Regions from separate parts of the Homo sapiens genome. Here region 2 is linked to region 1. The links are chromatin loops, found by intact Hi-C in ENCODE. Cell type or tissue: heart left ventricle. All regions are shown on one strand. Each heading gives the region's core, and the rest is flanking DNA. Links, peaks and the distances in the headings are about the cores only. Region 1 has its middle 110 kb from the start of LINC00457. Region 2 overlaps LOC105370159 (a long non-coding RNA gene).

Region 1 (5,387 bases), core at 89-5,088:
GTCTCCCAGGCCCTACAGGAGCAGTCTGCTTCCTTCAGAGGTTCTGTGGGTCCTCTCAGGATTCCTGGTTTGTTCTTGCAGTTGATCTGGAGCTAAAATTCACAATGCAAGCCTTCGCATGCTGCTCTATCCAGAGCTGCAATCTAGTCCTGCCTCCCATCCTCCATGATCCCCTAATCTTTGCATCGTCTTTTTTTTTTTTAGACATAGCACAGAAAAATGCTTGTTTACTTGGCAGGCACCCTGGTAGCCAGATAGAAGTGCTTGGGCTGAGCCAAGTGCCTTGGTTACAAGTACGTCATCAGCCACAATTAAACCAGGAAATACAGGGCTCTCAGGAAGTACACTCGATAACGAAGCCTCAGTGAGCCAAAATTAGCCAATAATCAGCGCTACTCTTCATCCTGAAATGATGCAACCATATTTTACAAGGCAGTCCAGTAGTGGAAGACAGGCCTGAGGGACACACTAGACCCCTTGTCTAGCTTTGTCACCAGCTCACATGATTTTAGACAACCAGGGTTAAATGCCTTCCCAGTGTTTCAGCTTCTCTTTTGCAAAGTCTCAAATCTAGCCATCAGTGGCAGGATTTATAAGTTCATATGAGTGGCAAATTTATTGGACAATGACCTCTTTAATGCCAGGAACATTGTTTTCTTCTTTACATACACTGAGCACAATGCTTGGTGCAGTAGCCATTGAACTATTATTTGCTAAAAATTAACAGTCAGAAAACTAAATGATTAATGAGACCTATTAGTCATTAGCTGTTTGGACAAGCTTTCTGGTTGTCCATTGATACTATTAAGCACTGGGCTAGGAATGACTAGCCTAAGATCACTTATAGAGTCACATGGAAAAGTCTGGGGTGGCATTCTAGCCACAGAGCTATGCAGCCTGCCCAAACAGGGCTGTCTCCGTAACACATGCTCTCCTCCTACCAAACCAAAAAGAAAAGCAGCTTGGTTAGAGTCTTAAGATTCCAAGGCCCACTTATTTCTGGTTACTTGCTTTTGGCAGGCACTGCATAGATATCAAAGAAGCAGTGCTGAAATTGAAGAGATTTATCATTTTCATTCCTAGAAAGTTCATAGGAATCATCATGTCTTGTGGTACATGAGTACAGCTGGAATTCTTTGTATCCTAAAGAGGAGAAACACACAGGTGACCAAGGTACTGAGGCACCATTCCGAGAGAACTATAGAATCTTGTTTCTGTCCTCTAGTGATTTGCAATCTAATGTCTTCATGACTCTTTAAGGAAAGAACACCTACGGTTAGCATTAAGATACTGTTAACGAGCATGTAGGGAAGCATAGGTTCTGAAGTGAAAAGAACTGGTCTTACTAGTTTTGTGACCTCGGGCATATAACTTCGTCTCTATGGGCCGCAATTATCATAGCAGTTCCCATCTCTCAGCTTTCCTGTAAGACGCAGATGAAATCACGTATGTTCAGAGAGGCACTGCAAACTATAACACACATTATACTTGCTAGTCATTATTGTTTTATAGATACTTCTTTCTGCATATCCAAAAGGTAGAGATGTGAACTTCAAAAAAATGCTCAATTTAAAAGCAGTAATTCAGAGAACCATGACCGCAAATTGGGAGTGAATTCCAGCAAGACAGTGACCAAAAACTGAATGCTGGATTTAGCTAGGTGCCCGGAGATATCAGCGCACACCAAGGAGCTAATAATGTCTTTCCACAGAACTCTGTTTAGAACACTAAGGAATTTGGCCCTCAATTCTGGTGTCTCCAAACCAGAGTGATTTTTGATACCCAGGAATTATAAGAATTGGCATTTGCTCAACGTCTATCACATTCACTTATTTTTTTCACTAAACATTAAAACTTCTATCACATAGGCAAGATGAGGTTTTTATTCAGCTCTAAAAATCAAATGATAAAAGTTTCCAATCATGCCTGTGTGAAAATATTACCATTGGTAGAAACAAATTAAAATGCTAGAATGTCCACAGTGTGAGTACAACAGGCTCTCAATGAATTTATGTTTTCCTATAAACCTGTAAGCTTTCTCTGTAAAATAAGCAATTTTTTGGACAGTTTTTTTTTAATGGCCCAGTTTCTCTAGTCATTAGCAGACAAAATTTTTATGGATTTTAATACTTTTCTATTCAAAATAATTGTGTAATTTATGGTGGAATATGTGCCCAGTTACCATATATTTCTCGAGGTTTCTAGTTAACAACCTTTCCCATGCACAGTTTGACTGCTGATGTGAGTTGGTAAGAGGGATGCTTAATTTTCTTATCCTTCTGTTCTGTCCCTGCCTCCGCTTCCCCCTGGGGTCCTTCTGGCAATTGTCTGAGCGCTCCTGACACCGAAGCAAAGGAAACACATAGCGTCCCATCGTTCCTCTCAGGGTTTTATCCAACTGCGTCTGCAGGACCACAGGGAGGGAGGAATTTAGGTCCCAAACACATTTTTGTTCCTCTGTAGATGAGGTAACTCCTCCTCCTTTCTGTACTGTGATCAAAAACAGGCTGCACCCACCCACGAAAGGTCCGGGGAGGCTCCTGGCTAGAAACTGTGCAGGGCCCCTCCCTTGGAGCAGTCTGTCTCCATGGAGACCGACGCGACGGAGAAAACTCACACCGGGCCAGGTGGAGACCACAGCAGCGGGGGAGATACCGAGAGTCAACAGATGGGGAAAAACAAGAAACACTAAATGGGAGACTGAAGTGTTCGGGTGGGAGAATTTACTCCTTTGTAGCTGTTTTTTAAATTATTTCCTCATCTCAAAGACAGAGAGAGAAAGGGGTGGAAGAGGGAGGGAGGGAAGGAGGGACGCAGAGAGGGAGAGAAGACTGTCCTTGGATAAGTAAAACGAAAGCGTTAGCTTTTCATTTAATTACATATAATTTCCTCCAGGTCAGAATGTTCTGTAATCCGTTCAATGTTTATAATTGTGGATCTGCTCCATTTTCATCATGCAGCAGTAGTGAGAAAGCAGTTGATCATGGAAACCATTGCCTACACTTAGCAAATAATCAGTCCCCATTTAAACCCCTCATCAAGTTGTATACATGATATGATCTCTTAAGCGCTTGGCTTTTTCTAGAATCTCATTAATTTCAGAGGGTGATTTCTAATGATCACATTTCAGAAATTGTCAGAAACGTTTTTTTTTTTTCCTTTTGTTGCTTGTTGCCAAGTGAGAACAATCTTGTAATGACACCCCACTTTTTAACATGCTTTTTCATAATGAGTCTTCAGGGGGAAATTCAACTTATGAGAACTAAGAAAAGAGTCTGCTACTTCGCATATCATCAAAACCATAGGAACATGGTTTTGCATGCATAATATGACATGGTTACAATGCCTGCACTGGGCCAGCTATACCCTACATAGATTATGAGCCATTGCTGCTGATCAATACAAGTGTAGTATTACTTGCACTTGCCAGTACACACTTTAACATAATCGATAACATATAATTTGTTAGCATTTCTAAGAACTAGGGAATAGAAGGGAAGTGTAAAAGATCAAAACACAAAGTCTCAGATTTGCCTCTGAACAATTCTATTATGTGCCGCAAGTCAGGAAAAGCTAATGTGCTCAATAGCACAACTTTTAAAAAGCACGATTATGTTTTGTTACTTTCTACCACCACTCAGGATTTACCTTAGTCATTAGTATTGTTTTCAGACTAAACAGAGAATAACAGTGAAGAGAGAAGAAGCTCATAAATAAGATGCATTTATCTAAAACCCCCTGTCCTTAGAGACCAAGAATGACTTTCCTCTTGGGACTTGAGGAGCGGAGGTGACAGTCTTTGTCACAGGAGCTGAAAGTGAAATGAAGTGATGGTCTCAACCACACTCCCAAGGGAATGATTTTTAAAGAAATGCCTTTGACTTTATTCAGTGACACAACACCTTTTTCATGATACCGCAATGTTGTTCTGTTACATTGTCAGGAATCCTTGGATACAGCACAAATCTGTGCTATTTCAAAGCTATTTCAAAAGGCCTAATAATTCCTTATATTTATCAAGTACTCTAACAGCCAAGACATGAAAATATTCTAATTTTCTTTGCTCAGTGTTAGAGTTTAGTTTAATTCATGATGCTCAAAGTCAGTCCTTCTGCAGAATTTGAGTCAACTGAAAAGATCTGCATGCCCAAAATATACCTCTTTTGTCCACCTGAAGCCCTATTATTGGAGTCCACATAGATTCGCACAATATTTCCCGAGGAACTAAAATTTTAAATTCTATTATCAATAGTTAACTAATACTAGTGAAAACTGCTTAGCTAAATGAAGATACTTGAGGAAATATGACCAGAGCAGGTAAAATAGGCAAGAGATATTCAGAGATAGAGATTAAGGGAGAGAGAAAGAGAGTTTATTTCGGCATTTATTGAAAACATACTCTGCACATGAAACTGGGCATTCTCTGTGCAGTATATTTTTTAATCTTCACAATAAATTATTACTGTTCCCATACCACACAATAGGTCGCACAGCCTGAATCTAGCTATGCTGATGAGAGAACAGGAGTGATGCGTGGGTGTGGAAAGTCTAGAGAAGGCTCACTGCCTGAGAGGATCTGGTGACAGCCAGGACATAGGATGCTAGACGTCAAAGGAAAAAGCTCCAAAGACAAATTCCACCAAAGGGGTGACCCAAAGTGACACAACAGAACCCTAAAATTGCCTCTATTTCATGATCATTTTTAAAACACTTGAAAAACAGGGAGGACAATGATTCATCGAGAGGAAACTACAAGCCCTCTTCAATTCTGAGATACTTCAAAAACAGCAGTAAAGTGTTAAGAGTTTATTGCCGCCGAGAGCTGTGGCTCACACCTCTAATCTCAGCACTTTGGGAGGCCGAGACAGGCGGATTACTTGAGGCCAGGAGATAAGAGACCAGCCTTGCCAACATAGTGAAACCCCATCTCTACTAAAAATATAAAAAATAGCCAAGCTTGGCGGCATGCACCTGGAAGCCCAGCTACTCTGGAGGCTGAGGCAGGAGAATTGCTTGAACGCAGGAGGTGGAGGTTGCAGTAAGCCGAGATCACGCTAGTGCCTCCAGCCTGGGCGACAGAGTGAGACTCCATCTCAATAAATAAATAAATAAATAAATAAATAAATAAACGTTTATTGCAAGAAGTAAGTGCGATAAGCTTGTGAATGTGGTGGGTGGGTGTGCATAGCGTGATGTGTGTGTGAACACACGAGAGTGCAGTACACATGTGAATGATGTGTATGTGTAGATATGTGTGTATATGGGGGAAGGTGATGAAGCACATTTAACACATTATTGCTTTGTGATCCTCTAAATAAATTTTCACACACCTGGGAAAATAAGCAACACTGAGAGGTGAAGCCAACTGGGCTTCTGGGTCCAGTGGG
Region 2 (5,387 bases), core at 171-5,170, 80 kb before region 1:
GCAACCGTGTCAGCCGAGAAAATTATTTCAGAGGCACAGGCTGAAAATCAGCTCTGACCTCTCAAGAGAAAAGATCAGTATCACTTCTCCTGCTACAGCTGGTTTCACATAACCCCCCCAGGTAATGTTCTCAGAGTTCTATCCTTTTTTTATTTGGCTGCACACATCCTTTTGCCTTTGAGGTATGAAATACACAGGACTACCTGAAGCCTGGCTTTGAAAGGAGTGGATCAGAAGCTCTCTTTCTACTGTGGTTTGTGGTTTAAAAGCATACACACTTGGTTGTTTGGGGATTGCTACAGGGTGTTGTATTTAGTATTTAAGGTATTGATTACGTGAATGGACAATGCCTTGAACTAGACTTCATGGATGTTAGACAGAGTGGAGCTGAAACCTAAGGCCTAAAATAGTGTGATTTGTTCTGCAGAGCTTGCATAGTCTCTGACACAGAGTAGCTGTCCAGAAAAGGTGGTGAGAATGAATAAATGAACAGAGGAAGAAATGAATCCAGTTGGGCCCACAAAATAGTAAATGAGGGGCAAACACCCAGCACTTACTATTCTACGTGCCTGGGGCTCAGCTTCTATTCACCTGTTTCTGCTCAGCTTTCCTTTCCCTCCCTTTATAGCTTCACTGCAGGTCCCAGGCTCTCTTCTTCACCAGGCCTGTGGTTCCTTCGTAACTTCCTGAAATTCCCTCACACCCCACCCCTCCTCCTGACCCCCACCCCCGTCGGTCTCATGTGATGCCTCCAAAGAGACATATGAAGAGTTGGTCAACTCTGAGCATATCTGCTTCAAAGACAACCTAAAATAATGGGGCCAAATCATAAATCACAGTCCCTGTCAGTGTCAGTTTTTTATTCCTAACAATCAATTTTCTCTCATATTATGGCATTTTAAACTATTCTAGGCTGCTTCTATGAAATAATTTATTAATTATTTGAGTATTTCAAAAACAATGGTAGGATTTGTGTTCATAACCTACAGTCTATGTGGTCACTATCACTATTTTTAAAATGCTGTTGTCAGCCAAACACGGTGGCTTATGCCTATAATCCCAACAGTTTGAAAGGCTGAGGAGTGAGAATCCCTGAGCCTAGGAGTTTGAGACCAGCCTAGGACCCTGTTTCTACAAAAAAAAATAAAAATTAGCCAGGTGTGGTGGCATACACCTGTAGTCCCAGCTACTTGAGAGGCTAAGGCAGGAGGATCGCTTGAGCCCAGGAAGTTGAGGCTACAATGAGCTATGACCATGCCACTGTACTCCAGTCTAGGTGACAGAATAAGACCCTGTCTCAAAAAATAAAAAATAAATAAAAATAAAATGTTGTTGTCCATCTATTTTCTGTGGAGTGATCCCAGTTCAGGGAATCCAGTTGTGCCTGAGTGTGGGTCTCTGCATGGATTCAGAAACCAGAATCACAGGAGTATTCTAGTGGTGGAGTCAGATATATGACAAGACAGCTCCAAAAGGATGCACCTGAACTGTCTGTAAGTAATGCATTGAGCAGCATTCTTCATCTTGAGCAAATGGGCTTTGAGAATTGTTTTAATGTCATGCATCAAACTCTTCAAACAATTCCACATTTCTCTGATTCTCATTCTAATTTTCATCCAGAAATCAAACAGAAGAGTCTATTATATCAGATTTAACTTTTATAAGGTGGGAAAGAAAGCAAGATAAATTGAATGTAGACACTTTCAAGGCAATCTTTTGCCTCAAATGAATTTAATTTTTAAAATAATATCCAACAATGGTAACATTTGTGTTTTGAGATTGATTATGGTTCCTCAAAAGTGAGCTATAGATGAGAAAAGATGGAACCAGCCTGTGACGGTTAATACTGAGTATCAACTTGATTGGATTGAAGGATGCAAAGTATTGATCCTGGGTGTGTCTGTGAGGGTGTTGCCAAAGGAGATTAACATTTGAGTCAGTGGACCGGGAAAGGCAGACTCACCCTTAATCTGGGTGGGTCTAATCATCTAATCAGCTACCAGAGTGGCTAGAATATAAAGCAGGCAGAAAAACATGAAAAGACTCATCTGGCCTAGCCTCGCAGCCTACATCTTTCTCCCATGCTGGATGCTTCCTGCCCTCGAACATCAGACTCCAAGTTCTTTAGTTTTGGGACGCGGACTGGCTCTCCTTTCTCCTCAGCTTGCAGATGGCCTATTGTGGCACCCTGTGATAGTGTGAGTTAATACTTAATAAACTAAATTAATATATATAGTATTATTAATAATACTTAATAATACTATACATATATAATGGGGAGTTTATTAAGTATTAACATATATATACTATAACATATCCTATTATATATATAAGTTAATCCTATATTAACATATTTATATATATATATACCTTATTAGTTCTGTCCCTCTAGCGAACCCTGACTAACACACAGCCCTCGAGGTTGACAACATGCATTGCTTGTCTGGTCACCTAAGAGTTTTGTATTCCAAACTTAATTTTCACCTTGTCCCCCAGGGTTTTAGTTGCTTCTAGTGTTTTTAGCAGGTAGTGTCTCAGCTTAAGCACAGTATGATTCAGGCATGTGCCAGAAAGCCAGGAGTTAAAGCAGAGGCTGCAGGCATTACTTGAATGAAGGTTTAAAGGGACTCTAGCTGGAGATGAGAGGTGACACGATTAAAAAGGAGAAAAAAGAGGAGATGGGAGGGGCAGAAATATGGTTCAAGGATAAGAGGCCAGTCGCTGGATGGTAAGGAAGCAGCATTCATTTTTCTGATAGCTCACAGGCTCAGCTCCCCCAGGGACTCAACCAAAGGGGACCAGTGAAACCCAAGGGTCTAGATTTTTTTAACTATAATTTTAATGGGCATGGTGACGGCAAGATTATCCCCTATATTTGTGCCAGAGACTGCTACTTCTTCTGTGCTGGAAAATGATGCGTGTTCTATAAAACAAGAATAGCAAGAAAAAATATTTTTGCCATGCTTATTTGGCCCCAGGTAGTGTGCTAAGTGCCTTATGTATACTGTGGATATATGAGACATCAGCAGTCTCAACCTCAGGAATTCTCAGCCTCAGCCCAGGCATGGAGGGCAGCACTTACAGCTCTGGTATATTCAGGAATCCCCAGGAGCAAGACATCTTCAGGGAACATCTGTGCCATAGATGCTGATTTTGACATCAACAGTAGCCAGCCTCTAAGATAGCAGTGATCACCTCCTGGTTTTCGTTCCATAATGCAATCCCCTTCCATAAGTAAGGTTGACCTATGAAACCAGCAGAATATTGTGGAAATGTTAGTGTATGACTTCTCAGGCTAGGTCATAAAAGACATTGCAGAGATAATTTTTTTTCCTTCTCTCTCTTGGATCACTTGCTCTGTGACAAGTCAGCTGCCATGAACACTCAAACAGTCCTATGATAGGACATGTGGTAAGGAGCTGAGAGCTCCTGCCAAAAAGCCAGTGACAAATTGAGGTTTTCTGCCAACAACCTTGAAAGTGAGCCATCTTGGAAGCAGAGTTTCTAGCCCTAGTCAAGCCTTCATCCCAAGCCAAAAATTTAACATCAACCTCATGAGTGATTTTAAGTCAGAACCATTCAGTCTAGCTTTCTGAATTTCTTACCAAAAAAAAGTGAAATGATCAGTGTTTATTAATTTAAGTTTATAAGTTTTGGAGTACATTGTTATATAGCAATAGATAACTAATACAGACTTGGGTACTTTAGTACTTGGAATTGAGGTACTGGAAAAATAAATAACTCAAAATATGAATGTGGCTTTGGAAAAGGCAGTAAGCAGAAGATGGAAAGCCTTTAGGAAAAGTATTATGAAACACCAAACACATGTAAAAACACTGTTATTAGAAGCCATTTGTATTTGAGAAAGGTATGAATAGAGGCTTAAAGGAGATATAGGAAAAAGTTAGTGAAAAGCGGGGGAAAGGGGATGCTTGTTATCTAGCATCAGAAAGTTTAACAACACTATTTCCTGCAGTTATGCGAAAAGTAGAAAATGTACCACATGAGTGGCATGACCTAGCAAAGGAGATTCCAAGACGGAGTGTAGAAGGTGCTACTTGTGTGCTTCTTGCTGCATATTGCAAAATATAGACAAAGAGAAGCTAAAGGAAAGACTCGTCCTCTTCCCCTACCCCCAGCTTTTTAAGGTATAATTAACAAATAAAAATGGTGTACAATGTAATGTTTTGATATATGTATACAATGATTTAATCAAGCTAATTAATATATTCATCACCTCACATACTTATCATAGTTTCGTGGTGATAACATTTAAGGTCTACTCTCTTAGCAATTTTCAACTGTACAGTGCATTATTAACTAGAGTCACCACACTGTACAGTAGATATCCAGAACTTATTCATCCTGTCTAACTGAAACTTTGTTCTTAATGAAAGACTTTTAGACAAAAACGAAACAGGAATTTCTGATTCTGAAAATCCCCAACATCTCCAGATGACTAACAATTATAAAATTATGAAATTGCTTCCAGGCAAAGATACAATCCAAGGTACTCCCCAGAAAACATAGTCTTGTAATAAAGTTGAAGGTGTGGCTATAAATCCTTAAGACCTTTTCTAAATCTAACATGGTGCCACAGAAAACTGCTCAGTCAAACCATGAAGTTTCTCAGAAGCTCAAGGGTAAATTCCTTTAACAATCTCAGCAGAAACTCAAGTTAAAGAAGGACTTGTCTCAGAAAGATTTTCAGACAGGGCTTTTGTCTAATAAGGTGCCCACAAATATTTAAGACAATTATAGTGGCACAGACACCACTACTTTGAACAGAAAGGGAAAGAAACATTACAAAAGGAACCAAAAATAAGGACTTTGGATCCCCAAAATTCTACTGGTAGGAAGTAGGCTGTGAAAACGACACAGCTGCAAAAACAGCTGATAGTCCTTTCATGCAAATGCACGAATGACTCAGAGACAAGTACCAAGAGCCCAGTGGGCAGATCCAAGAACAGTGGGGAAGAAATAGGACTGCATCCCAATCAAGCAATATCCAAAACATGCCCATTTCGACTTCAGACCATTGACTCTCATATGCCTGCTGCTTTCTACATTTTTGAACAGGAGTGTCTTTTGTAGTTATCTTATGCCCATCCCACCACTGTCTGTTGCATTTTAGAGGAAGATAGCTTGTCTCTATTTCCCAGGGGTGTTCAGATCAAGATCAGCTGTACTCACAGAGCTCTATTTGAAAAACTATACCTAAGGACCCATGTCTATATCTGTGCCTGATTTATATGATGAAATCTGGACTTTGAGCTGAGGCTATAATAGGATGAGACTTTTGGGAGACTTGGGAGGAGTGCAAGTATATTTTGCACGTGGGATAGGTATGAATCACTGGAATCCAGGAGGTAGACTATAGTAGTCAG

What was found. Peaks named below come from ENCODE experiments on the same cell type or tissue, not always from the same donor. Only the 100,000 strongest peaks of a DNase experiment are listed, where the experiment ranks them.
Region 2: a loop joins it to region 1, with 8 times the contacts of the local background. A loop is called at or near these places in 3 of 110 quality-filtered maps.

Annotation. Positions count from the first base shown.
Region 1 is chr13:34,747,926-34,753,312 of GRCh38, forward strand. No RefSeq gene overlaps it. Among named protein-coding and RNA genes, the nearest start is that of LINC00457, 110 kb to the left of the region's middle. In heart left ventricle, for the core only: no CTCF peak of the experiment used is centred there; a DNase peak (open chromatin) is centred at 2,586; H3K4me3 peaks cover 872 bases; H3K27ac peaks cover 1,067 bases.
Region 2 is chr13:34,667,918-34,673,304 of GRCh38, forward strand. LOC105370159 (a long non-coding RNA gene) reads right to left here. Exons shown (of 3, transcript XR_941849.2): 3 at 2,510-3,245. Among named protein-coding and RNA genes, the nearest start is that of LINC00457, 30 kb to the left of the region's middle. In heart left ventricle, for the core only: no CTCF peak of the experiment used is centred there; no DNase peak of the experiment used is centred there; H3K27ac peaks cover 1,863 bases.